Regions from separate parts of the Mus musculus genome. Here all the other regions are linked to region 1. The links are chromatin loops, found by intact Hi-C in ENCODE. Cell type or tissue: heart. All regions are shown on one strand.

What was found. Hi-C counts contacts between places; a loop is a spot of excess contacts. Peaks named below come from ENCODE experiments on the same cell type or tissue, not always from the same donor. Only the 100,000 strongest peaks of a DNase experiment are listed, where the experiment ranks them.
Region 2: it touches region 1 in a loop (13-fold over the local background); 3 of 42 quality-filtered maps call a loop at or near these places.
Region 3: it touches region 1 in a loop (8-fold over the local background); 11 of 42 quality-filtered maps call a loop at or near these places.
Region 4: a loop joins it to region 1, with 7 times the contacts of the local background. A loop is called at or near these places in 5 of 42 quality-filtered maps.
Region 5: it touches region 1 in a loop (2.0-fold over the local background); 3 of 42 quality-filtered maps call a loop at or near these places.
Region 6: it touches region 1 in a loop (8-fold over the local background); 34 of 42 quality-filtered maps call a loop at or near these places.
Region 7: a loop joins it to region 1, with 4 times the contacts of the local background. A loop is called at or near these places in 3 of 42 quality-filtered maps.

Annotation. Positions count from the first base shown.
Region 1 is chr6:112,999,488-113,003,487 of GRCm38, reverse strand. No RefSeq gene overlaps it. Among named protein-coding and RNA genes, the nearest start is that of Gm43868, 45 kb to the left of the region's middle. In heart, a CTCF peak has its summit at 2,363 (motif pointing right); a DNase peak (open chromatin) is centred at 2,397; H3K27ac peaks cover 279 bases.
Region 2 is chr6:112,362,687-112,366,686 of GRCm38, reverse strand. The region is part of intron 11 of Ssu2 (ssu-2 homolog (C. elegans)); the gene reads left to right. Among named protein-coding and RNA genes, the nearest start is that of Ssu2, 23 kb to the left of the region's middle. In heart, CTCF peaks have their summits at 1,916 (motif pointing left) and 3,878 (motif pointing right); a DNase peak (open chromatin) is centred at 1,236.
Region 3 is chr6:112,492,451-112,496,450 of GRCm38, reverse strand. No RefSeq gene overlaps it. Among named protein-coding and RNA genes, the nearest start is that of Oxtr, 4.6 kb to the right of the region's middle. In heart, a CTCF peak has its summit at 1,536 (motif pointing left); a DNase peak (open chromatin) is centred at 1,490; H3K27ac peaks cover 284 bases; H3K27me3 peaks cover 1,495 bases.
Region 4 is chr6:112,205,816-112,209,815 of GRCm38, reverse strand. No RefSeq gene overlaps it. Among named protein-coding and RNA genes, the nearest start is that of 1700054K19Rik, 2.9 kb to the left of the region's middle. In heart, CTCF peaks have their summits at 905 (motif pointing right) and 2,381 (motif pointing left); no DNase peak of the experiment used is centred here.
Region 5 is chr6:112,779,780-112,783,779 of GRCm38, reverse strand. It overlaps Srgap3 (SLIT-ROBO Rho GTPase activating protein 3), which reads left to right. Exons shown (of 22, transcript NM_080448.4): 5 at 2,722-2,907. Among named protein-coding and RNA genes, the nearest start is that of Gm26799, 82 kb to the right of the region's middle. In heart, a CTCF peak has its summit at 1,880 (motif pointing right); a DNase peak (open chromatin) is centred at 2,209.
Region 6 is chr6:112,698,305-112,702,304 of GRCm38, reverse strand. Gm35824 (a long non-coding RNA gene) reads right to left here. Exons shown (of 2, transcript XR_377964.4): 2 at 3,818-3,935. It overlaps Gm26799 (a long non-coding RNA gene), which reads right to left and starts at 2,525. Exons shown (of 2, transcript XR_869361.2): 1 at 1-2,525. In heart, a CTCF peak has its summit at 1,736 (motif pointing left); a DNase peak (open chromatin) is centred at 1,704; H3K27me3 peaks cover 1,140 bases.
Region 7 is chr6:112,196,084-112,200,083 of GRCm38, reverse strand. No RefSeq gene overlaps it. Among named protein-coding and RNA genes, the nearest start is that of 1700054K19Rik, 13 kb to the left of the region's middle. In heart, a CTCF peak has its summit at 2,418 (motif pointing left); a DNase peak (open chromatin) is centred at 2,383; H3K4me3 peaks cover 319 bases.

The sequences.
Region 1 (4,000 bases):
ATCATAGTCCACCATAGAGGAAAGCCAGGGTAAGTGCAGAAGCCAAAGCCTGGAGGCAAGAACCGAAGAAGAGGCCACGGAGTAGTGCTGCTTACTGGCTTGCTCCCCATGGCTTGTTCAGCCTGCTTTCTTATGCAGCCCAGGACCACCTGGCCAGGGACAGCACCTGTGGCCTGGGCCCTCCGCATCAACCATCTGTCAAGATGGAGGCAATGTGACAGAGGCTGTTCTTCAGTTGACATTCTCTCTTCCCAGATGACTCAAGCTTATGTCAGTTGACAAAACAGAAACAAACAAACAAAAAAATCCCTAACCAGCACATACCCTATTTGGGATGGGCAGTCATTTGGTCATGCAATAGGGCTTAGCAGCAGGCTAGCACGGAGTGAGGGCTCAGTGAAGGGCATCTGTGCCTGTTGTCAGCTTTACTGTCTTAATTGACCTTGTGCCAGGGGGGCTGGTGAAGAGCCGCATCTGTGAGGCGTCATTAGTTTGTTTAGGCTGGAGGCTGCCTCTGAATCTCCACATCCTTAGATGTCCCTTGAGGAACTAGGGGCTAATCTGTGTGGGTACCAGGAACAAGAGGAAGGACTGGGGGAAAGACAGATGAATTAGAGGCCTCTTCTGAATAAATATCTGTTTAGCAGCCATTGCTCCGCTCCTTGTTGGGCTCTGGTTATCAGGAGATCAGGACACAGGTGTTGTTAAGGAGCTGAGATGTCAAAAGGAAAGATGGGGCAGATAGTCTTCGAGCAGAGCCCTCATGAGGGATGCAGATGCTTGGGGCAGAATCACCCCGGGCATAGCCATTTTGACAGTTCTTTCCGTAGAGCAAGTCAGCTCTTCTGGCTTCTAGATGCGTCCATATTGTATGTCAATCTTACAAAGGGCTTAGTCATGTCTCTGCCTCTTTCCAAATGGATAGTTTCCTCAGCATGAAGACTGACTCCCCAGTCCCTTGGTCAGGTGCACCTCTAAACATCAGCCAATGCTCAGCACCCAGCACCTTGTGTAGTCGGCTTTCCAGAGCGGCCACAGATACTGGAGACAACAAACCTGTCAAAAGGAACCGTGTATTTTAGCCCATAGATTGGAAATCTCAGTCTGTGAATGGTTGGTCCCCTTACTTCTGAACCCGTGGTGTGGCACATTATAGTGGCAACACACAGTGTAGAAGAGAGCCCTTCACGTCAGGTGCAGATAAACGAAGAGACCAGAGTCCCATAATTCCCTCAGGTCTTGCCTTTCCCTATTACCTAAAGCTTCCCCCTAGGGCTCCACATCTTGAAGTTCTACCTCCTCCTAGCAACACCTAGCAACACCTTGGCCCAGGAACCAACTGTTTAACACATGAGCCTTTGAAGGACATTTAAGATTCAAACGCAGCACATTTACAGTTCCCTAACTGTGAGAACAACCTCTCTCTCCTGCAGTGGTCATACGGCTTTAGTAAATGCATGTTTATCAAGTGTAATTCGCATTACACGTGTTAGTGTGGACTTTTCAAGTCGGCAGAGTCTTAGGCGCTGACGCAGTGAGTGCTGTACTCTTCTGGTTCCTCCTCCACTCACGTGGTTCCTTGGGGGAGGGGCTAAATGAAGTCATAAGAATAAATTATTCTGGACAAGGTTAATCATGTAATCAGCAGCATTCAGTATCGTTTAAGTTACTCAGGATGGGTGAGTTCTTAAGACCTATACAACATCACGCCGGAGTCAGTGCCGCCCTGCCTGAATATAGGAAAGTCTCATGCTGTGTGCTTACTACTAAAAACAAGCATGACGCACTCCTTTAATCCCAGCACTTAGGAGACAGAGGCAGGAGGATCTCTATGAGTTCGAGGTCAGCCTAGTCTACAGAGTAAATTCCAGGACAGCCAGAAACCCTGCCTTGAAAAACTAAAATGAACAAACAAACAAACAAACAAACAGCTAGGCATAATGGTGCATGACTTTAATCCCAGCACGCGGGAGGCTGAGGTCAGAGGACCTCTTGTGAGTTTGAGGACAGCCTAGCCTTTATACCCAGCCAGAGATATAAAGTGAGCCCCTGTCTCAAAATAACAACAAGAATATCCATCCAAACCCTAAGTAAACAAAAGTTAAGGGAAAATAAGTAACTTAACAGCATTTCCAGAACAAAGGATCGCCACTTATTCTTTGCATTCTTCACAACTCATTGCCATTTTGAAACAGCGTGGTTAAGAGAATGTGTGTGGGTAAAGGAGTTAACAATTGCAGGCATTATCATCATCGCTAGCTTCCGATGTCCTTGTAAGTTCTGAAATTCAGAGACTAGAAGCGGCTTCCTTGGGTTACAATGATCTGGTCAGAGCAGCCACCAGTAATGTTCTCAGAGTGCCTCACCAGGTGGCGCTCTTTTACCGGGATAGGTTCTGACCAACTCCCTCCTCCCACTTCCCAGCATGCAGTAGCCTCTTCCCCACCAGTTCAGCCCAGCCTTGTAGAGCTAGCTGGGATATTGTGTCTAAGCCTTGTTTCAGACAGGGAGAAATAAAATTTTGAGAAAGTATGTCTCTGGGCTCAGAGACCCTACGTCACCAGGTGGAGTCCGGGTTTATTCAATTCTGAGCCTCATCTGCCTCCCAGTGCTTCTCTTATTCGGCTCTCTGCAGACGCTTCTAGATCTTGCCTTGCAGGCTTCCCTCACAGTGGATCCTGGTGGGCAGAGCTAGTGCTCCTCTCCTAGGCATTTGTCACTTTCTGCTATTACGGGTGGAGAAGGTATTTGGGAACAAGAAAGGGAACAGGCTCTTTTTATTTCTTCCCCTTCCGGAGGCATTCAGGGGCAGTGTATGTGCAGCTAGGGGAAGGGACCTGGAACCAAACCGTCTTTGTCATGACTCTTCCCCTTTTCACAGCAGGATAACAGGCTGTGAGTAAACTTGTGTCTCATTATTCCATCCATAAAGTTGGGGCAGTAAAATATCCCATGGGAGCCGCCATAGACGAAGCACTCACTGCAGTCGGGTGCTTATGGTGAGCATCATGGTTCACCAGCATCCTACCTGGACAGAAAAACTTCTGGGAGGATGCCGGGCTGCCCATACTGGCCCTCACCTGTGTCTTCCTGCTACAGCATCCTTTTATGACACCTGTCACATATTTCAGTGATGCTGTGTGTTAAGTCTAGGCTCTCATACTCGCAATGGACCTGCAGCCCAACCCAGGGAAGTGGGTACTTAGCATGTTCCCATCACATGGAGGAGGCTCAGATATGACAAAGTCATCTCTCCAGGTCACTGCCTAGCGACAGGAGGGTGCCTCACAGTCAGGCCTGTCTGATTAAGCTGTAAGATTCAAGCTGTTTACTTCTGCATTCTACTGCTCTTTTGAAACTGGCAATAACAGTAAGCAGGACCCCTCACAGTGTGGGCATCATCCGGACTGCCGAACCCACATCCCAGGACCACCCATCTGTAGAGTGATGGTTCTTAACCCTTTAAAATAATCTATCTATCTATCTATCTATCTATCTATCTATCTATCTATCTATTAGCAGGATTTTCATCCTAGCACTGGGTAGGCTGAAACTCTATTTAGACCAGGCTGGCATTGAGCTCACAGAAATCCATTTGCCTCTTCTTCCTTAGTGCTGGGATTAAAGGCAGGTGCTACCACACTAGGCTAGATTTATTTCTGTTGTTTTTATGACATGCATGTGTCTGTGTGGATATATGTCCCCTGTGTTGGGGTGCTTGAGGAAGGCGGAGAGGGTGTTGGGTCCCCTTGGGGCTGGAGTTTTGTGTGCTGGGAGCCTGGTGAGGGTGTTGTTAAGCAAACTTTGAACCTCTGGAAGAGCAGCAGGTGCTCTTAACCTGGGGGACAAAGATGTAGAGGTCACTCATGTTTTTCTGCCCCTCTCCCCAAGGTCCTTTGGGTGACAAATACAAGGATTCTTAGATTATATTTAGCCCCACAACCTTCAAGGGTCACCTGCCCCCATCTCGTTTTTTTTTTTTTTTTTTTTGTGCAGCCTC
Region 2 (4,000 bases), 640 kb after region 1:
TGGCGTAGAAACTCAAGAACATTTTATCTAGAAGGAAGTAGCTTCAGACAAACACTCAGAGAGAGAGAGAGACAGAGAGAGAGACAGAGAGAGACAGACACAGAGAGAGACAGAGACACAGAGAGGGGAAACAGCAGTTGAGCAGGAGAGACTCTCTCTCTCTCTCTCTCTCTCTCTCTCTCTCTCACACACACACACACACACACACACACACACACACACACACACACACACACTTGCTAAGTTTGCTTTCTAGGTCTGGGCCCCCTGTGCATGGAGTGGTCTGTAGTATCTACTTGAATTATAGACAGGTGCATACAGATTGAATCAAATAGATTCTGTGGATGGAGGCATCCTTTTTTTTTTTTTTTTAACTGACCTTGAACCTTCAGGTCTAGGAGTCCAGATAAACACAGCTAGGTCAGGGTCAGAATCCTTCTGAGGTCTCGCTGTCCCCAGGACAGTTCTATGAATCAGGAAAACCGACTGTGTCTGAATCTATCCGAATTCACCACAAGGCGTTCCTGCAAGCTTTTTTTTTCTTTTTTGCTTGTTTGTGCTGTTTTGAGAGAATTGAGCTCTTGGAGAGGCATGGAGAGCCTGGATGAGGGGGTCTGTGGATGGCTGACAGCTTCTTTTCAGTCTATCTGGAACAGAGAGACCTGAGACATCCACATGTGGATCTCTTTATCAGGGCCCCCGTTGGATGCGTTCCTTGTTTCCACACGTTCAGTCCACTCCACACATCATCTGCAGAACTGAATCCTCTAGCTAACGTTAAAGAGGACTGGTTTGGGGATCAGGAAGCCCATGCTAACTTTTATGATCAAATGTAATTGCTGAGCTTTTGGCCACATTAGTTTCTATCTCATGATCAGAAAGACAAGAATTTGAGGATGTGAGACACCATAGTGTGGCCTTCTGACTATGCACCCTGCTGTGACTTTGTACCTCTCTACTTACCTGCTTTGTCCTTGGTGGTACCCCATAACTCTTGGCACTGGTGGGGAGTTGAGGCCACTGTGTTTGTGGTGCTGATGTATATTCAGGCTCTTCGATGTTGTCTTAGTCACGGAGGCGTGTGAGGTCAGGACTTGTTGTGGATGGCTCTGTGCTGCTTGTATTTTATGTTAATTCTGCTCTCCCGAGAGAGGTTGTTTGGAATGAGAAATGAGTCACGTGCTCTCGTGGCTTCTTGTGAACCAATCCTCTAATGAATAAAGGAGCCAATCACTGGGTGAGAAGGCGGGACTTCCCGGTTGGACAGAGGAAGAGAGGAGTCCAGAGAGAGTTAGGTCCTTTTGGAACGGGGACAGCAGAGGGTTAAGATGTAGCTGCTAGAATTTCCCCGGTATCATGGTGGATCTGCAAGGATTTGCCACCAGAGCAGTCAGATTTTAATAAGTCTCACAAGAGTAGGCTTTAGTTGTTGTGCTCAGAGATTGAGTTACCATTGTTTCTGAACTAAGTTTGTGTTGTGTTTTCCTTCATGCGGCGGCTCGTCTGGGTTCAAGAGAGAAAGGTACATCGGCAAAACGTGGATTTGCCAGATGTGCATCACAAAGGCAGTGGGGGATTTGAAGAATGGGTTGGCGTAGTAGTAACCAACCAGAGGGAACTTAGGTGGGTTTTGGAGTTCTGAGTCAGAGTCTCCACGAGATAAAAACAGATTGGCCATTGCCTGCCAGTGCATGATTGGCCAGGCCACCAAGGCAGAGGCACAAGCATGGGAAAGGCTGGTTCGATTTTTAGTATTTCCTGCAACAAGGTCTGAAGGGAGAGGTCAGATATTCAGGTTCATGAGCTGGAGCCTAAACTGGTGTCTAGGCACAGACTGAAGTTTCCAAAAGTCTATTCAGATGCTAGGACCTCTTGGTGCTAGCAACAACCAGTTTTTCATTATGTGGTTATGCTGCCCCCTGGTGGATCTTATTTCTAGATATTTGTGGTAACAGTGGTTAAAATTCTGTAGTTGGCCAGTGTCCTCAGGGGATTCATTTATTTGCAATTAGAGCAGGAAATTAGCCAAAATAGTTGAGCTTTTAAACATATATTTTTAAAACGTGCTTTTGTCAGTTTCACACCTGTGTGCAGTGTAACTTTGACCACATATATCCACTCCAAGTCCCCCTCCCAATCCTTGCACCCCTCCCACTTTCACATCCTCTCTTCTGTGTGTGTGTGTGTCTGTTGCTGACTTTGTTGGATTGGTTTTGTGTAGGTAACAATAGCTTTTGTGAGTTCAAGTGTAATGGCCTTGTCCTGTCCAGGAGACAGCGCTTCATTCCAGGCTGACCTTGAACTTGTACTGCCTCTGGATCGTCAGCATATCCTGCCAGTTTGCAGCACCACAACTGGCTTTGTTGGGTATTAAAATAACATCTGTCAGCTTGTTGTGGCTTTGTGTGACTGTAACAAAATACTGGAGGCAACTAACTTTTGAAAAAAAATTAGATTTATTTAATTTTAAGTATGAAGGTTCAAGGCTGGGTGGGAGGTTAGTGTTGCCCTGATTTGACATACACAGAGGGAGTAGATTTATGGCTTCAAAGTGAGCAGAAGGAGGGAGAAAACAAATCCCTTCAGGGACACCCTTCCAATGACTGGAGAACTTCCCATTAAGGTCAACCTCCTAAAGTTCCTACAACCTCCTTGTAACAATGCCCTGTGAGCCAAACCTTTGGTACTGGTTTTGTGGGACAACAACACATGATTAGGTCTCAGTTCTGGCTTCCCATGGCTGGACCTCTTCAAACCTCAGTTTTTCCTTTCTCTATCCTCCCTCCCTCCCTTCCTCCTTCTTCCCTTCCTTCCTAAACATTAACATACATGCCTAGAATAACTATTAATAATTTTCACTCTATTAGTATGTCTCATGCCCTTCCCTCTTCTAAGGAAGCCACTTTCCCCTCCTGCAGTTATGGTCATGTCTGTTTTGTGCGTGTGACCTACTGAATTTAGTTAGTGGAAGCCTGAGCTTGAGTGGAGCCTATTGACTGGCAACATACCCATGGCAATACCATTGGAAAAATGAGCTCTCTTCTTCCAGCAACTAGCAGCTATCAATAACTATTAATAGTCCCCCAGGGAAGGACACTGGGACCTCCCTGGCCAACAGCATTTAGGGAGGTATTTTCACTTAGGAACCCATGGCTGCCCTCCTCCTCCTCCTCCTCCTCCTCCTCCTCCTCCTCCTCCTCCTCCTCCTCCTCCTCCTCCTCCTCCTCCTCCTCCTCCTCCTCCTCCTCTTCTTCTTCTTCTTCTTCTTCTTCTTCTTCTTCTTCTTCTTCTTCTTCTTCTTCTTCTTCTGTTTTTCGAGACAGGGTTTCTCTGTGTAGCCCTGGCTGTCCTGGAACTCACTTTGTAGGCCAGGCTGGCCTCGAACTCAGAAATCCGCCTGCCTCTGCCTCCCAAGTGCTGGGATTAAAGGCGTGTGCTACCATGCCCGGTCAAACCCATGACTTCTAAGAGAAGTATTGTCCACCCACACAGAGCACCCCTATTCAAATTATTATCTTTATTTTCAAAATACAGTTTAGATTACCATATAAAATAATATGTTTTCAATTTTTTCATGCATCCTTATGTGTGGGTTACTTCCCCTCCTCTCCCCTTCCATTTACTTTTCCACTGGTGTTTTCTAGCCCTCTTCCTTCATATCATATATGTCCTTTTAGCAAACCTCAGTTTCTTTGTCTATGAAATATGAAATTGCTTTATTCTAGATGCCCTATGATGCCTATCACCTTTTTATTTTTTATTTATTTATTTTTTGCATGGAGGAAGGTGAGGAAAGCAGGAGATCTCACACAGGACCTCAAGATTGGGACTTCAGAAAGCAGAACGCTTTGGATAAGCTGTGAGGCCACAGCTTTGTCCATCAGGGGGCAGCAGATGCTCACACATGAACCCTGCCCAGCACTTGTTTTCTTATCCCAGCAGGTAAACATGCAAGCTTCCTGCATCCACACTTTCCCCAGGTGCCACGTGCGTGCGGCTG
Region 3 (4,000 bases), 510 kb after region 1:
GTGCCTTCCCATCTTTGAACTCCTGTTTCCTCCTCTGGAGAGCAGACATCATAACCCCAAGCATCCTGCAGCTCACGAGGCCCTCAGCCAGGTCTACACTGCTCTCACCTCTCCAAGCCTCTCCTCCTCCAAGGATAAACAGATTCCAAAGATCTTGATTCACAATAAACCTTTTCTTCTCTGAAAGAACAGCCTGACTTTACTCTAAGCTTTCTGATTCCCCAAGGAAGACTTTCTTCTCTGCTTCTTCTCTGCTGCCTTAGACTAAGTCGCCATTGTCCAGCTAGAAAGGGCACACTTCTGAAGCCACTCGTTAGCAGGATGTGCACTGTTATAGCCAATGTGAAGCCTCCTGTTTTACCTCAGCTATTGTTCCCCTTGTTCGAATATGAATGGCATACTTTCTTACAAGGAGGACTCTTTCAGCTCTGTGCCTGGAATCAAGTTTCCGGGAAGCAAGGACCTGGCCCCAGTGGTGGATTTATTGAAGGATGTTCTCGGGAACCCATCAGTCATTTTCTGGCCACATTTTTATTGATAGGCACAGATGATGGGGAAAGTAATGGATGTCTGCACAAAGAACAGGGAGCTGGGAACACAAGGAGGCACTCATCAGCAGAATGGAGCATTCATGGTATAAAGAGAATCTGTGAGCCTCACCTGCTGAGCCTCAGAAACTGGAGTCTTCTCTGAGGGCCTGGGTGGCAGGGAAGGCCCCCACCCCCGAAGTGAGGGCTTGGTGGACCCAGCACAGCAATTAGGTTAGAAGGAGCTACAGGCTCAGTATACCTCCAGCCCATATACTTTGTCTCATTGAACTGAAAAGACACCTGGCTTCACTGGCAATAAAGATGGAGGCTAATTTCACGAGAATTTTCACAGGGCACTCCAGAAGTGGGGACTGTCAGCATGGGAAAAGGACTTAAGTCACACAGGAATGTGGTCAGAAAATGACTGGTTCCCGAGAACATCCTTCAATAAATCAAGTACTGGGGCCAGGCCCTTGCTTCCTGGAAACCTGATTCCAGGCACAGAGCTGAAGGAGGCCTCCTTGTAAAACACTCCTCCAACACACTAACTCTTGCTTGCTTGCACTGCCTCAGAAGGTCAACATTGTCTTAGAACAGTTCATTGAACCGGTCATTCATGCGAAAGGTGGTTAAACCCACAGAGTAATGCTTATCACTGTGAGTTCACAGTTTTCTCTAATACAAAAGCATGCTTTTCTTTCTTTCTTTTTTTTTTTTTTTTACCCTCCAAGGAACACTGGAACGAAAACACAGGGTGAAGAGTCCAAAATGATTCCGGCTGGGAGAATAATTCAAGTTATAGCTCCAAGCTGGCACCGGAACACAACCAACCCCTGAATGTCCCAGGCCAGGCCAGTCCACATGTCCTGCTGTCCCTGGTCTCTTGCTGGCAGTAGCAAATGAAGGAGGCCAAGGGCGAGGCTGTCAGCAGCAGGAAGATTGTGGCCAAGTGTTCAGCACCATCAGGCCTGAGTGCATTACTGACCCCTCCTGGAGGCAGGAGCCCAAGCAGAGATGATTTCAGGGAGAGAAGGGACTGGAGGCAGTGGCCACTCATTTCCTCACTGACTGCAGAGAGACGAAATGTTCCGGAACTGGAAAACTACCAAGCTACTAAACCCCACGACCCGTTCCCGGGGGGGATGCCGCAGGGGTCATTCTTCAGGCAGATTGTCTGCCCCAGGTGGTGATCCTGCTCTCAACAGAGCGGAACAGCCGTGGGAAATGCTTATTTCTCTTCCATTTCCTCTCCCACCACTCCATATTTAATAAGTGCACAGAGAGGTCCCATCCCGCTGTGTCCTGGGCCTTTTGAAGCACCAGTGTATGCAATGCCCACCTTGCTCAGCCACGGAGGCGGTGGGGAGGTGTGCACAAAAGCAACAGTGGGATTTCTTGTGTGACATTTCCTTTGGGGTCTCAGTTGGCTGGACCATGGTTGGACGCCAAACATTATTCTGTGGGAGTGAGAGTGTGGGGCTTTGTTTTGTTTTGTTTTTGGATAAAATTAACATTTAAATTGAATTATTATTATTATTATTATTATTATTATTATTATTATCATTATTATTATTTTAGTGGTGTGGCTTGCCCGATTGCCCCATAGTAGGAATGGGCTCCATCAAACCGCTTGGAGGTCCTATGCCAACCCAAGAATGTCCTCCCCGATCAAGGAATTTTGCAGTAAATGCATTTGCCTTGAATGCAGCAGCATGTCTGCCCTTGGGTCCTGATATCTGGGGCTTGCCAGCCTCGACAACACAAAAGCCAATTTCTTAACTAAATAAGTTTCTTTGCACACGTGGGTCTTACTTTATAAAAAAAAAAACCGAAATAAAACAAAAACCAACCAACCAACCAACCAACAAACAGGGTTTTACCACGTTGCTTTGGTTGACTAGTCTGGCCTTGAACTCCAAGAGACCTACCTGCTTATGCCTCCCAAGTTCTGGGATTAAAGAATGTGTACACCCAAGCCCAATTGATGTGTGTGTGCATGTGTGTGTGTGCGCGCACACACACACACACGCATGCAGGTACCCTTGTAGGCCAAAAGAGGGTGTTAGATCTCCTGGCACTGAAGTTATAGAAGGTTGTAAGCACTCCATCGTGGATGGAGATCATTGAGGAGCTGAAGCTGTAGGAGTAGCAAGCACTCTCAACCACCGAGGCCTCTCAAGCCCTGCTTTAGCCGATTCTGGTTAATAAACTTTCCAGTCTCACCATACTCCACACACACACACACACACACATCACATCACACACGGGCATAACTTCTGTCCCGGGCCACCAGAGTCTTGATGCCAGGCTCTCCTGTCCATCTTCTCTGTGGTTGTCCTCCGTCCATGCCACCACCTGTCGCTCAGCCTCAGCTCCTCTCGCACCATCAGTTGTGGGCTTTTATCATGTGATTACTGCACACCAATAAGCTTTGCTCCTGGAGCTCCTGGCTCAGTCTCTATCAGACTTTGTTTTTGGTGAGCCAAAGAGCGGGTGGCAGAAAAAAGAACTACATTTCCTGTCGTTTTCAGTGTCACTCAGGCTAAATTTACAAATCGAGCACCATCATGGAAAATGCTTCCAGTGTTTGGGGAACACACCTTTGGGACCCTTCAGCATCCTGTGTGTTGTGTAATGGAAGTTGACAACACTTCATCACATCCACGTGGGATCACCAATGCCCACCCCACTCCACTGGCATTTCAGGGAAGGACTCCTGTCATCTTTGATCCCAGGACAATGACTTCCTTGGTGAAACTACCTCCTGCGATCTCTCTAGGACCAAGTGCTTTGCCCACCTTTTGTTAGAATGCATCCTCACTACACTGAAATAGAAAGGCGTCTTTCTCTCTGGCTAGGATTCAAGGATGCCAGTGTGTGCCTTCTCCTTCCCCAGGGACCTTCAGAGGAGGTCACTAGGCAAGCAGAGCCTCTCTTCTTTGCCTGCTTTCCACACATACTGAGAGATTAAACCAGGAGGCTGTGAGTGTCTGACTGACTCTGTTGTTCAGATGCAGGCCAAGTTAGAGAACTTGGGTTTTGCCTGGGCTGAGTGGTCCTTACGAAATCCACAAGGATCACTTGCTACACAAGACTACACAGGTCAGGGCCTGTAGGGAAGGGGAGCCAGTGCTGGCGAGGTGGCTGACTAACGTGGCCCAGATAGCCGCTCTCCTCAAAGGGGAAGAGCAGGCTGCCTTCCGCAAGCCCAACATTCATTTTCCCAGATGTCCTACTCATGAGCTCACGAGGCTGATCCTTCCTCATCCAGCCACAGGGTGGAACAGGGATATTGGACCCACTGGAATAACGCCACACTCGTTGCACTTTAGAAAGAAAGGAGGGCCAAGAAGACGGCCTAGTGGGCAAAGCGAGTTAGTAAGGTGAGGACCCAAGTTTCAATCCCCAGAGACTAGGTAAAAGCCAAGCCTGTTAGCATCTTCCTGTCATTCCAGTGCGCCTGTGACTAG
Region 4 (4,000 bases), 790 kb after region 1:
ATGTCGCAGTTTCCCAGAGCACTAGGATCCCCAAATCCTGTGGGATTTCCATATCCCTGTGCCCAGGTCTCAGCTGTCACCATTCTGGTTGCTCGGCAGTCATTTCTCTAAGTGGCCTTGAATTAATCTTTTAAATGCCATGATGTGACTTTTCATGTCACTTCTCCTGGACTCTCTTCTGCACTCCGCCAGCTATCTCTGGGATGGAGCTCAAGTCTGTATCATAAGGTCTTCTCTGTTACAGGAGCAGGGTCAGAACAAGCATTGGCCTCACATCCTGGCCATTTTGGGGTCTCCCCAAGAGTGTTTGCCTGCACGAGTGAGGATACTAGAGGTAGGATCCTGCTGTCACTTTACACCACTGCTGTTCTTCCTCTCCCTGCACCTCAGTGGGCAAGTGTGGCCCTAGCTAGACATTCCATGTCTTTCCGTGTTTTCTTTGTACCCTCATTTTTGCTTACTTCCTGGATCAGACAAAACACACAGAACATATCATACAGAGCATAGATGACTGACCAAGGCAAGTATTCCACCCAAGTCTAGTGCAGTGAAACGGTGGGTTTATTGTGGTTACTTCAGGAACAAGGGTGCGTTACTTCCATGAATGATGAAGACAGCAGTTAAGGACTCCAAAAAGCTGCATCCTTAAAGGTCCCTTCCCAACTTGGAGGCAGCTCCATGGAAGATAGGAGAGTCTCCTCTGCCCCAGTAATCATTTACAGCCTGTATATTCTTGGGAAGTGGGGGCAGTCTTGTAAATCTCAGAATTTTCCGAATTTCCCAAGTCCTGAGTTTGATGAGTTGCCTTTATTTTAAACCACATTCAGTTTTATTTTGTGTGTCACCTGCTTGTCTTTATTTGGACCATGGGTAGGCAGTGCCTACTGGTGGCCAGAAGAGGACACCAGAATCCCAGAGACTGGAGTTACTGACAGTGTGAGCAGGCGTGTCGGTCCTGGGAACTGAACCCAGGTCCTTTGCAAGAGCAGTCAGTGCTCTGAACCGATAAGCCATCTCTCCAGCCCATGTTCATCATCATCTTGAGCCTTGCAAGCTGCATTAGGTCATCACGTCTCATGGGCCTCCCCCATCACCCTCTAGGCAGAAATGTTTCAATTTAGAAGAGATAACTACACCACAGAGTCATGCTATCCAGTGGGAAATGACATTGAAAGATAAAACCCACTGATGAAAACTACAGGTACAACTCCTCCAATAGAGCGATGCAAGTAAGAGTAATCAATGACGATCCGAAGTTTACCCATGGAATCTGAAATGACTCCTTTAATGAGATGTCTGTGCTCCCAAGTCCATTGGTGCACTGGTCTCACAAAGGCAAGAAATGGGAGCAGCAGAGGTATTCACTTGGCACACAATGGGCAGAGCAAATGTGCCACACCTGCATGATGGATTACTGCCTAACCTTGGAAAGAAGGGAGTTCAGTCATTCGTTGAGAATATTAAAGTAACTGGGCAACATCACGCCAGTGATATGAGTCAGGCACAGTAGACACAGTGTGTTCTCACTTCTGTCTGGAATTTAAAGCAACTCAACTTAGAAGCAGAGGGTAGAGTAGTGGCTGCAGAAGTCGGGGTCCTAAGAAGATGGCAGGGGCCGGGCGGGGGGTGGGGGGGGGGGTAACAGTCAAAAAGACTCTTGGGAATGAAGAGATGGCTCAGTGGTTAAGAGCACTTGCTGCTCTTGCAGAGGACCCGAGTTCATTTCCCAGTACCCACATAGCAGTTCACTACAGTTCTAGGGAATCCCCTGTTAATATCTTTTGCTTCTTGGGGAAGTAGCATTTTTCCTCCACTAGCTGTTAGAATCTGCTCTTGTAAAATTGATGGTTAGGATAATGGGATGTAGGGATGAAAAGAGATGCTTGTATTTGTTATGGTGACTTGTGGGCTTGGTGGCCCAGTGGCTTTCAGTCATATCTCTGGGATATGTGTCATGATGTAGGTGCGAGTAATATGGACTCAATCCAAGGTTGGCCACTTTCTACCTGCATGGCACTGAGCAAGAAACAGTCTTTCACATCTCTGGATTAGCTGTAAAGCTGGGGTAGCAATTGTGCCGTCCTAGGGAGATACTGAAGATACAGGTGCTTGTATACCAGAGTTGCATTTGAACAGCCAACCCCGTGACTGGAACCCATCATCTCCTAAGTGCTTCTTTTTGATATCCTTTTTTAGCATTAAATACAAAATACTTTTGATTTAGTGACATCCAAACAGCCATCTCTGCTTGGGCTAGAGTCACTTGTACGTACCGTAGTTTAAAGACTCTTCCAGAGCTCAGTACAGAAATTCTTTAGCATCAAGGTTAACCTGGCCTGCTCTCTTGGAATACAGCATGGTTTGTGTTTGGTGCCATCTAGTGGTTATATGAGATAGTGGATGACAAAGCCCCAGTTCTGTTTCTGTCTCCTTTCCTCTACCCCGTCCCAGGTACCGTCTTCTGAATTTGAACAGCCACCACACGACTGGAGCCCACCATATCCTAACTGATTCTTATTAATGTCCTCTTTTAGCATTAAATACAAAAGAGCCATAAATGAGGGAAAACATGACCACTCCTTTCCTGAATTTACAGATAGGTAATAATTTTTAGAGATTGGTAAGAATTTTTCAAATTTTAACACAGGCAACTGAATATGTGACCAACTAACATAATGGATGTCATTCTGTGACTAATTTCAGAGCATTTTGCAAGATAGACAGCCACATAATTGAACCAAAACAATGGTGGAGTGTGTGTGTGTATGTGTGTTATATGTATATGTATGTGTGTGGTGTATGTGTATATGTAGTGTGTGTGTGTGTATGTTTACCAGATGTCAGCATCAGGAATTGCCCCCTTGGGAGCCATCATCTTACATTTTTGAGATGGTGTTTCTCATTGGCTCAGAGCTCTCCAAGCAAGCCAGACTGGCTTAGGTGAGGAGGTTCCTGTGTGAAACAGACGCTTTGTAAGGGAACAAAATGGCCGATTCCAAACAGACTGTTCCTTCCCGAAGCTGACACTGATTGAAGACTTACACTGTGCCAGCCATCAAACATGGCTCCCCTCTGCTCAGAAGAGTTCTCACAGGTTGTTCAACCTGCAGGATTGCCCTTAACATGCTTGAAGGATGGCAGTTGGGATTCCTTGTCGTGGTTTGTTTGGCCTTGAATCCAGATATGCCTTGATTTTGATCTTGGCAAAATGGCAAATGTCCTGTAAAATGTCCACAGGCTTGGGTCTCTTCCTAATGTCTACTGCATAGGACTCTTAGATCATCACAGCACCGATCAATCAGTGCTATCAATAACATCGAGGGCTCTGCTCAGGATGCTCATTCATGATTTTAACCTGGCAAGCTTTGTTTCCAAGGAAACTAGGAAGTTCCAGGCAGCAGTGGATGGTAGTTACCATGCACGCAGGCTGTAAGCACATCTAGGGTTAGTGGGGTCCTGCATCTGCTCTGCCACAGGACTCGCGATACTCAGGGAGGCAGGAAGCCAGAGTTTTGACCGCGCTTACCCCACGCCATTGCTGCGAGGGTGTTGGGCTATGGGGAAGGGGTGGGGGAGCACAACAAGGTGGGTGCTGGACAACTGGAGCTGACTCGGGGATTCCTGGGTGTGCAGGGAGGCCGGAACCATCTGAGTCTCAGATTTTTGGACACCCAGTCACTGCTGGGAGCCGCGGAAGAGCTGAGAACGGAGTGGGGGGCCGTGGGCTGGACCTGGCTCGGGGCTGAGGGGCATAAAGGAGAGAAGCTCCTGATGACCCTGCAGGAATGAATCCTTGACTTGACAGCAGCGGTCTTGGGCTGGGCTGGGCTTGGCTTGGCTGGCAGGAAGCACAGAGAGGCCTTCTATGGGAGTCAGCTATGTAGGTAAAGGCCATGGCTCTCCGCGGTGGATTCCGATGAAAGGAGGCAGTCCATGGTTTTAAGGCGGGGAGCGGACGTGTAAAACTGTACCCTACATCTCAGGGCGGGCCTGAGGTTAA
Region 5 (4,000 bases), 220 kb after region 1:
CTTTGCATGGTGGAAAAAGCATAGTAAGAGGGACCTACAATCCTGTGCTCATTAGACTCCCACAGTGGGGTCGGACATCTTGGCTTTGAACCTTGACTCCAGCAATGCTAGTGTTTTGACCTCAAGGAAGATGACTGAAGTGTTTTTAGGTCCTCCCTATAAATCAGAGTTCACAGGTGCCTTTTCATGGTTTTTGTTTTTTGTTTGGTTTGTTTTGGTTTGTTTTTTTTTGTTTTTTTGTTTGTTTGTTTGTTTGTTATTAATGAGAAATACTGTGGTGGATGTGGGTGCTTAGATCAAGGTTCATCATGTAGGAGGTGCTCAGTAAGCCTTATGTGACATTGCTGTTTAAACTGATGTCCCACTGTCTCCAAGAGTGTACTAAGGATGGCTTGAAATGCTCCTTCAATGGATGCAGATGATAGAAAGATGCTTGTAAACTTTGAAGTACCAGGCAAGCTTAAATACAACTTTACATGTCCTGAACTGGAACATCAAGTAGACTCTTGTAGGCTATTGAACTAAATTCTTACCCTACTGAAGTCTGTGTTTCAGGTCCAGTTGGTTCTGGGTATCTGTCTGTTTTGCACCTGTGGAAATATTCAGAAAGAAAAGTCTACACTGAGCATGAACAGACTTTCTTCTTACAATTATTCTCAGTAACTACTACATACTCAGTAATCTACTTACATAACATTTGCATTCCATTAAATATTGTACGTGACCTAGAGAGGACTTAAAGCCTACAGAAGGACACACTTAGGCTTTGTGCAGTTGTGGTACTGTTTATATAAGAGACTTGAACATTTGCAGATTTTGGCATCCATGAGGCAGACTGAGAACCAGCCCTTCATGAATACCAAAGGATAACTGTAATTAAATAAAGGCAACAATTGAGGGTTCCGGCATAAATCAACTCATTTCTGAGAGGCCTCTAAATACACTCTTCAGTGGCAGCTGTCTGCCATGTCACCATGTGCAGTTGGGTTCCCTGTTATCTTTGGGACCAGCCATCAATGGGATCATAGACAGTTGAGCCCCAGGTTCTCGGGTTTTATTCTTCATGCATGGGAGTTTTAGAACAGCCCAGGAAGGATCCTGGGAAGTTTGGCTTGTAGGGCATAGGAGGAGCATTGTGTGGCTCAAGGGTGTGTGTGTGAAAAATTGAGGTAATGGCAGGGGGTGGGTGGGGTGGGAGGAAGAAACCGAGGCAGGTGGAAAACATGGGAAGCGGAACACCCATCTGGGATGCTGCCCTGGTGCAGTTAGACAGATGCACATGTGGATGGCTGAGCAGAAGATCCAGCATGGCGTTTCTCAACCTTTCCAGTACTGTGACCCGTTAATACAGTTCCTCGTGTTGTGGTGGCCCCCCACCATCAAATTATTTTCATTGATACTTCATAACTGTAATTTTGACACTGTTATTATTATGCAAATACATGATATGTAATAGGTGGTCCCTGTGAAAAGATTGTACCCAAAGGGTTTGACACCCAGGGATTGAGAACCATTGATCTAGACACATGTAGAAATGCTTCTCCCACCCCAATGCATTACCCAGTGAGGATGATAGGTTGATGCTGAGATAAACAGACTTGGAAAGCTGAAGTAGAAAAGTTGATGTAGCAATCTTCACTGAACCCAGGAGGTGTGTGTGTGTGTGTGTGTGTGTGTGTGTGTGTGTGTGTAGATACAAGCAGCAGAAGCTGAATGCCTCTGAGCAGAGAGGGATCGTGGAGCATCTGAAGGGACAACTGCAGTAGGTGCTACCAACTCTTGACTATCTTCAATGCTTGCTGTGAACCACAGCCTAAAGACCCTGGGAACAACAGGACCTTGTCGCTCACCTGGAAGGCTGCACTCATTCCTTCTGGCCACTAGATGTCAAACACGTACCACTGACAATATTTTCTGGGCTGTGGGGTTTACAAAGAGTGTCCTGGAACTGGCATACTGGAGTGGATGAGATCAGTGAGAAGTGGGTTCTCAAAGCCCTGGGGGAAACTACTAAAGTGAGCCCTGTCGGGTGGGCTGCAGAGGAGTCTCCATCAAGATCTGAGAGGAAGCGCTGGCTACGTGTCTCATTCATAGGATGCTTTGTAAGCTTGGAAAGGTTTCAGGATGCAACTTCAGGCTCAGAATTCCCCCTGTTATAATCATATCCTGTTTTGTAATAGAAGCTGAGCAGCAGAGTGCAATTTGCTTTGTTGGAATTCTTTGTATAGCTAAGGTTGAATGTATTCCAGGGACCGCAGAGTATCTATTAGGTTATGTAACAGGGCCGTGTGCAAAGCCCATTTTAGGGCTTTTCCATTGACTTCAGGGTGGAGATAAGGAAGAAGGATACACGGATCACGTCTGGCAGGACTAGAGAGGATGGCCAGCAAGAGCCTGGCTTACCATATCACTTGTAGGTTGTCGTGGCTCTTCTTAATTTTTTGTTTATTAGCTCATGCTTGACACTTAGTAGGGCCTCAGTGATGTGATGATGATAATGATGATGAGGGTGATAATGATGTCACTCACGATAAAGCTGTTTCACCTGAGGAGCATCTTCATTTCCAGCCCTAAGGGACTCTGTGCAGAAGTAAAGAGGCTAAGGTGAATGTGTAATGGGAAAGCAAGAGTTCTGTGGCCCTTGGGGTGGGGCCAGGGACCACAGAATGTACCGTGCTGAGCCATAATGGCCTATTGGTTTCTTGTACGCATTGTCCTCAGGTCATGAAAACCTACCACATGTACCATGCAGAGAGCATCAGTGCAGAAAGCAAGCTGAAGGAGGCTGAGAAGCAGGAGGAGAAACAGTTTAACAAGTCAGGAGAGCTAAGCATGAACCTGCTCCGGCACGAGGACAGACCCCAGCGCCGCAGCTCCGTGAAGAAGATTGAGAAGATGAAGGAGAAGGTGAGTGAGAGGAATGGGGCAAAGCACGGAGAGGAGAGCGGTGCTCTCAGCCGCTCCTCCTTCGCATGAAGGATGAAGGAGCCTGGCCTGGTTCCATTTGTGTGGCTGGGATAAAACATCCTGACAAAAAGCAACTTAGTGGAGAAAGAGTTACTTTAACTCACACTTACAGTCTACGACAGCAGAGATATCCAGGGAGCAGGTCCTGAAAACGGTTTCTCATATCACATCCACAATCAAGGGCAGAGAGGATGGAACACATGTGCTCACACAATTGCTCGCTTATGCTAAGCTAGCTTGATTCACTTAACAAAGTTCAGGACCCAGCCAATGAGGTGGTGTCACCACATTCAGGGTGGGTCTTCCCATCTCACGTCACTCAGTTAAGACAATCTCCTCTAGGCGTGTCCAGAATCCAACCCAATGTAGACAGTTCCTCATTGACACTCTCTTCCTGGGCAATTCTGGGTTGTCAGGTTAACATTTAAAGCCGTCACAAGTCTGTTGTGAAATTGCCATTGCTGTGTCAAAGACCATAGCTTCAGAATCACTGTGTATGGGTGCTGCAAGGCTTTTTGTAGGCATGGTGGAGGGAGCTCAAGATTTGGAGCCTGGGGTTTATTCGTTTGTTTACTTGCGTACATTGTATGCAAGTGTATGCACAATCGTATGCAGATGTGGTCCTCACCGTCTTGTGTCTATGTAGAGACCAGAGGGTGACATCAAATACCTTCCTCTATTGCACTCTGCCTTCCTGTTTGAGACAGGGTCTGTCTCTGAACCTGTAGTTCATTGGCTAGACTGGCTGTCCATCAAGCCCCCAGGAGTCTCCTGTCTCTGCCCCTCCGCCAGCTCTGGGGTTACAGACCTACATTTAGTTTCCACATGGATGTCAGGGATCCAAACAGGTCTTTATGCACACACAGCCACCACTTCACCCACTGAGCCCTCTCTGCCACCTCTGAGCTGGGGTTTTAAATGCTACATTAACACTGATCCCTGAGTTTCAGTTGTTAAATCTGATAAATACGTCTCATTGCTCATGTTGGCTCTGATAAATTGATAACGGCTGCCCAGGATGCTCTATTGAGGA
Region 6 (4,000 bases), 300 kb after region 1:
CCTCCTTTGCCTGACCCCTTAAGTCCTGGGCTGTTACCTGCAACTGAGGCTGCACCTTCACCAATGACCTTCCCTGGCCTCTCACAGTGCCAAGCCTCAGCTGCTCTCCATGACCCCTTCATGCCTTCAAAACCAGTACTACCTGGGTGATTCTTACACATTACCAAGTCCAACTGCAGCATGAGGTACAACCTTGGCTATCTCTGGAACACAGCTTCTTTGTGCTCTCAGAAGATACTTGCAAGAATATTTCATTTCAATTATGCTGGTCTCTTCTTAATCACCACTAATTTCTTAGCTCCAGCTAAGCAGCATCAATCATGCCAGTAGGCCCTTCTAGTCTTAACTCTAAAGCCAGAGCAACATGGCTAAAGTTGCTGAGTTCTGCTGCTTGCTGGGGCTAGAACATGGCCCCCTTGTTCTATTGCATTATCACTAGCTTTCTGTTTCCAACTTCTTCAATGCCTAAGCTTGCTGTGCTTGATCAAAACTCTCTTCATGAGAGTAAACCAGAGGACACAGTCTATGCTGGGCTTTTCTGAGACTTCCTTTGTCAATGCAATTGACCGAAATCTCTTTACCTTAGCCTCAGGCCGACTTTTCAGACAAGGGTAGAAAGCAGCAACATTCTTCACCAAAACGTCATTAAGAAAGATCTCCAGAGTTCAAATCACCCTCAGCACCAATGTCTTCCATATTCCTACTGGGATGGCCCATCAAGTCCTACTTAAAGCATTCCATAGCTTTCCAAATTCAAAGCCCCCAAATCCACATCCCTCCAAACAAAACCATGGTCAGGCCCATCACAGCAACACCCCAGTCCCAGGGATTAACTTCCGTCTTAGTTTGAGTTTCCATTGCTGTGAAGACACACCACGCCCAGGGCAACTCTTATAAAGTTCAACATTTAATTGGCCCCGGCTTACAGGTCCAGAAGTTTGGTCCATTATCATCAAGGCCAGAAGCACAGCAGCATCCAGGCAGGCATGGCACTGGAGGAGCTAAGAATTCTACTTCTTGTTTTGAAGGCAAAAAGGAGAAGATTGACTTCAGACAGCTAGGAGGAGGGTCTCATTGCCCACCTCCATGGTGATACACTTCCTGCAACAAAGGCCACATGTACTCCAACAAGGTCACGCCTCCTAATAGCCAAACACATTCAAACCACCACGCCAACTCCAGGCTGGGGTGTTCACTGGCTTCATCTTGTGCAGCCAACCACAGCTGCTGTGCATTCCTAAGTGCAACGGGCCATCCTCTCCAGAAGACTATTTTGCTTCAATCTTCCTTGATCTCTGGCTCTTATATTTTCCCTAGCTCCTCTTCAGGGACCATTTCAGAAGAGGAAACATTTCTAATTTCCCAGAATCTCTGTGTCTAAAACAGATATGGTGATAGTGCCTACCTTAGGGGCTTGTCAGAAACCTCAGGAGGACAGGAGTGGGGCAGGGGCATAGTCCTCCTCCTCTTCCTTTCCCCTCTTCTTTCATTCTTTCTTGGCAAGGTATCACTATGTAGCTGTAGCTAGCCTTGAACTCCCAGAGATCTGCCTGCCTTGCCCTCCTGATGGCTGAGGTTAAGGGTGGACTACACCTTGATTCAATTCTTTTTCCTGAACATACTCAGAGTTCATTAAAGTCATTTAAATGACCAGACAAAATATGAGTGAATTATGGGTTAATGGGGTGCTTGACCAGCTCAGTCTCAGTTTGTATGGTACTTTGTTGCCCCCATGTGGCCACTTGTAAGATGGCAGCCAGCAAACGTCCTAATATTGGTGGAAATTTTCAAAATTTTAAAATAATGCAGGTAGTAGTTTAGTTAATTTGCTATATCTATTACTCAGATTTTAAAATCATGTATGTTGTCTATGTTAGCTTTGCACTTGAATTTAAAATATCTCTGCAATACTAAAAGTCCCTTTAATGCAAATGCTATCTCGGATCAGCTCATTTTACAGATTAGAAAATTGAGGTGTGGAGAGATTCAAATCTGGACACTTTGACAAGGCTAGGAACTCCTATGCACTCCTCCATTCTACATTGAGCCATTGGACTTTAATGCATTCGCTTTCCACTTTCTTTCATACTCCCTTGTCTATGTCATCTCTCCTCCAACCCCAGGGCGTCAGCTCTTCAAGATCAGGGACCATATCTGATTTGTCATCTCGTGTACACAGCTCCTGGAAAGGGTGTCAGGAGGCTGGAAACATTTAGTAAAATGAATGGAGGGGCTGGGTCTTGTGGGGCAGTATAGCTTGGAGCATCAGCACGTGGCAGGTAAAAGCAAGGTCTTTCATAGCCAGACCTTGTCTTAAAAACCACAGGGCTGGGGCCTCGGGTGATAGCTTGGTGTGTTTAAAAGCATTTCCTGCTGTTCCAGAGGACCTGTGGTTGAATCCCAAGCATCTACATGGTTATTCACAGCCATAACTAGATCCACGGATTCAGCACTTTTCTTCTTTTTCTTCTCTTTCTTTTTTCTCTTTCCCTTCCTTCCTTCCTTCCTTCCTTCCTTCCTTCCTTCCTTCCTTCCTTCCTTCCTCCCTCCCTCCCTCCCTCCCTCCCTCCCTCCCTTCCTTCCTTTTCCTTCTTTCTTTCCTCTGCAAATACCAGGTATGCATGTGGTGCACAGACAGACACGTAGGCAAAACATTCAAACATAAAATAGCTGAACCTTAAAAGGAATAAGGGAAGCTGAGAGAGTAGAGGAGCTGAGGATGTAGCTCTGTAGAATGCTTGCTTAGTTAACTCCAGAGCCTGGGTTTGACCCCTAGTACTGCAAATAGACAGACAGACAGACAAATAACAATAAAACCAAAAATAGAAGAAAGAAGGGAAGAAGGGAGAGATAAAGAAGACAGGAAGGAAGGAGGGCAAAATCCCAAACTCTTTAAGAAAGTGAATTAGGATGAGAAGGATGGAGGGAAGAGATGAAGGTGGGATGCAAAGAGGCCTTTGGCAGGAGCTCAGGACCGTGAGACATCCAGGGTGAGCCAAGGACAGGTCCCACTTGGCTGGGAAGACATTGCCCTGATTAGGGTTGTCAGATTTGGCAAATAAAGGCACCAGATGTCCAGGTTAAACCATTAATTTCAGATAATCAGGGAATATTTTTTAAAATATAGGTATGTTATATGTTTGTGACACACTATACTTCTAAATTATTTGCTGTATATCTGAAATTCAAGTTTACTGGGCATCTGTTTTTCATGGAGTCAACCTATCCTGGCTCTTCACTTGGGGCTAAGTATTATGGGAGAGCCTCTGACTCTTGTCTGCTTTTTAAATACAGAACATTTTGTTTTTGCTCCTGAATAAAGAGGCACAAGCTCGTTATTGATCTAAAAGAAGGGCATGTTTCTCAGAGACAGACGGCAGCTTGTCAGGAGACAGGAGAATGGCTCTTGAGGCTTAAGGGAGGGAAAAGGGGAGGCATATTGCCCTGAGCCCATAATGGTCTTTCTAGAACCTGCTTGTTCCCTGGAACTTTCCTCCCTAGGCCCAGAGGTGACATGGCTCCTTGGGTGCTGCTAAAGAGGACAGGAGGAAAACATTTAGCTCAGGAGGAAAAGATGACCTGGGAATGTGAGCTCACTGGTAATTTGCTCATTAATTCCATCTCACTGAGTGGTTGGTGGCAAGAGTTCAGAGATGAATGGCATTGGGGTGTGACCTGGAGGCTCTGCAGAGAAGAGAGTGCCTCCCCAGCCCCACCTCTTTTCTCTCTTTCCTCATTTCCCTCCCTCCTTCCCCCCTCTCTTCCTTTCCTCCCCCTCTCTCTGTCCCTCCCCTATTCTTCCCTCTTTTCTCACACATTTCTCTTTCACTCCCCAGTCATTTGTTAACCTAATTGCCCAGTATCCAAAGAGAACCCTAAAGGAATAACTATGGCAAACTTGCTTTTTTGTTATTGCCGTATCTTTGCACGGCAACCTGCCCCTCCGATGTTCCCAGAACTATCCAGCAGCACCCAACTCAACCTAGAGTTCATGTGAGTA
Region 7 (4,000 bases), 800 kb after region 1:
GAGCCACACCCATCTATGGAGTCATAAAAGAAGACCCAGAAAATGTGGGAAGGTCTGTCTTAGTCTTCCTGATGCTGTCCTGGTCCCCACAACCTTCTGAGGTGGGAGAGCTGGTTTCTCCTGGGACTTCTGAGATTTAGAGGACCGTGGAGCTTGGTCTGAGCCCACCTATCCACTTGCCAATCTCTAGGTAGTTCTGTCACCCTTGAGGGTCCTAGAGCATACACACAGTTGGCTCAATGTTATCCCTGGGTTGTTGAGTGACCCCCAACCCCACCAGTCACCGTAGTCAGAGCTCCAGGCTCCTCTGAGAAGCAGACCTTCATAGCCAACCAGGGGCAGGGAATCCTGAAGAATCTTCTGGCCCAAGGGGCTTATTAGTCCTGAGGACCAAGGGCTGTCGCAACCCTTGCCTGTCACAACCTGTCCGTGAGCAGAAGAGGAATGGAATCTTCAAGTTTTATTCAGAGGGCCTTGATTTGAGAAAGCAGTGGATCAGCACACTCAAACTGTGTTCTCTCATCTCCAGTCTGCAGGCTTTATGGAGACAGAGGAAACAAAGACAGGCAGTGTATTCGGGAACACAGGTTTGCTCCTCTGGTCAAGTGATCAGGCATTGGCATCTATGCCTCATTAGCATTCCCTGTGGTCGTCTCTCATTCTTTGGTTGTCTGGGATGTGGTACTTTCTGGAATACAGTCCACTCGCTGTCAACACTCTGCTCCTAATGTCAACTGGGCTGGAAGATAACTCAGAAACAGCCAGTCATTAACAGGGCTGGGTTAGCGTTCTCCAGAGGAACAGGACAAATAGGTTGGACTCATATTTAATGAATATTTATTAGCTTGGTCTAGGGAGTCTAACCATGACCACTTCACACTGGGACAGGCTGGGAACTCAATATTTGGTCTATGAAGTCCATGAAGAGTCTCCGATGTTCTAATCTGGCCCTGAAGTCCCGAAGGACTCCCGGAGAGCCATTGGTCTTCAGTCTATATTGGAAGCCTGAAGCTGGGTCTGAACATCAGTGAAAGAATGTAGTAGTAACAGCAGCAGGACGGATGGACTCACCAGCAAGAGTGGAAGCAAGCAGGCATAAGCCGGAACCCTTTAGTCTGTCACAGTTGTCTCGATTGCCACTGGAAGGCAGCACCTCAGTTACTATGGGTCTTCTTACTTCAGATAACCTTATGGAGAAAATTCCTTCGTTAACATGCCCAGCAGGGCACCTTTTAGTTCCATACTCAGGTAAATTGACAACCAGGACTAACCCTCATAAGTGTGTGCATGCTACAATGTTAATGGCATGTTGGCAAATTCCTCCCCAACAGGGGCACAAAGAACCAGATCCCTGTCTATCCTTCCACCCCTAGAAATGCATAGACTTTCCAGTTGCTATGCTCTGTGTTACTCTGTTATGCTACATAACATCTCTCCGGTACACTTAGTTTTAAACTCCATCCCATTCTCCCAGAGCTGGGTTCTACCGTGTGGGTGTCCCCTGAGAGGTCTCTGTATAGGTGTGAATCACAGATATGTGCTGCTGTAGCTCTCTTTATGGATATTTCCATGACAGCTGGGCTTTCTCACTTTCCACAAGAGCTGGTGACTGGTCCCAGCGGTTCCCTGGTGGATCCTGTCTGTGGCTCTTTCTGACTTGAAGAGCATGAAGCTAAAGCCTCATTGTTCCCCTGTGACCTGACTCGGAGGCATCACTAGGATGGAAATCATTCTGTCGACATTGGGCTGGGAAATGTATTCCGCACCACTGGACTGATACCAGATGATGCCATAGATGTTTTTATAAACTCTTAGCGAAAAAGTGACAGACCATAAACTGGCTGGTGCCCTTTTAAGAAAATCCCTAACCAACAAGCAGAAAGAAAGAAAGAAAGAAAGAAAGAAAGAAAGAAAGAAAGAAAGAAAGAAAGAAAGAAAGAAAGAAAGAAAGAAAGAAAGGGAAAGAGGGAGGGAGGGAGGGAGGGAGGAAGGGAGAGGGAGGGAGGGAGAGAGAGAGAGAGAGAGAGAGAGAGAGAGAGAGAGAGAGAGAGAGAGAGAGAGCTCTACAAAAAAGAAAAAAATATTATGGGAAGGCAGTACCAGAGTTTCCCCACAATGTAGAGTTTGCTTCCTAAAGACAGGGGATTTGATATAGGCTTTTACAGAATCACATTGCTTCCGGCTTCTCTGGCTTCTCTACTAAAGCTAGCAAACGTTGGCTTGGCAGACTTCAGGAGCTCCGTAGAGTGCATTCATTTTTCCATTGAACACTCAGGAAGTGCTGCCCGAGCCACCCTGGATGAGGGGAATCAGCAGATGTGTCCTCCTGTCTCCTCAGCCTACAGCTGCCAAGTTGTAAGCAGGACACACCCAGTGTCAGAAGCTGTTTCCACGTATAGCGTCTCTCCAGCGCCCTCTACTGTCAAAGCGGCACCGCATCCGCTTCAGACTAGAACGTCACAAGGTGCGGGCAAAGCAGGGTGGATTTGCAATTGGCAGAAAAGACGTATACTACCCAGGGGCAGAGCTTTGTACTGTATTCGGGGCCATTTCTGTAGTATCTCACGGTGCGCTCAGTGGATATAACATTAACGTTAACATGATGATTGAATGAATAGATTTTTTTTTCCCAGTAGCCGGATTAGAGAGCTCAATTTCCTCAGGTTTAAAATTATCTACACAATCCCCAGCGATATTTCTTACTCCCCGAATCCCATCTTTCCACTAAAATTAAACGTAATGGAATTATCCCATTATATCTTCTCAACTCTTATACAACTGATCAATTTGATAAGAATCCATTCAAGAGTAGAGCAATTTGGTGGAAAAAAAATAATTAAAACTGTTAGAATTGATCAGGTGAGCCACTGAATGTGGGTGCTGGGGTAAGTGGGTGTTTTGCATGATAAAGAGCTTATTTATAATATTAAATGAATCAAGCAAATTACTAAATAGTTCCAATGCTGTAAAATTGTCTTACGTACACACAATCTAAGAAATGAAAAGTTCCCGTATTAAGACAGTGGGTCAAACTATCATCTCTACCACAGGGAGTTTTTGTATTGATAGTTTGGTTAGGTGATGAGGGGTGGGGAGAAATGGGAGAAGAAATTTCAAATTTCAGCCCCTTTGATCCTATTTTAAAATAATTATTTATTTTCATCCTTTAAAATTAAAAAAATATAGTGTGTTAGATACTGCTGTGACATTTTCAAACAAAGTGTGCGTTGTGGCTCTCCATTCCCTATGCCTCCACTTGATTTGCCCCCTGACCCCTCAGTATAACCCCTTCCCCAACCCTTCATTCCTCTCTTGTGTCCTTTTACCATCCCCCATCCTTCCTTATCATCTTAATCACCCTTCTCTTGGTCTTCTTTATAAAATTGTAGACTACCTCTGCCCCCAACTTGTTGGCTAGGGTCTACATATGTTCTTTGTGTTTGTGAGTTTGAGTTGAGTTTTTCTCATGAAGACCATGAGTCCACCAAACAATGGGTAGAAGAGAGGGGAACTCACAACCATCTCTCGATACTCATGATCTGAGGCTTTTCAGAACCATTACTTAACACGGCACAGCATCTATATATAGCCTCTGTAATTCTTCCATGTACCTCAGACATCTGTAGATTAATTATACACGTAATGGAGTAAGCATGCTGTGAACCAAACTGAAGTTCCCAGAGAGAAAACCCAAACCTATGCTAAGGATTTACAAGGGCTGATTAGAACATCATGATTATGGAGAGTTGTGATGTTGCAGGTCATCTTGAGATATCATGAATACCTTTAGTAACCTACCTGATGTTCCCACCAACACATTAGGGTAATATCTTGATTTATGACTTTCTTTTGTCCTGTGGGTAGAGAACGTCATGTAACTACTGTGACAGTGGAACATGTTGCTTGGGACAATCTATGGTCTCAGGCCATGCTCACTCACAAGTTCCATATTGGGTTCCATATCTATGGATTTGATCAACTCTATTGAAAATGGTTGAGG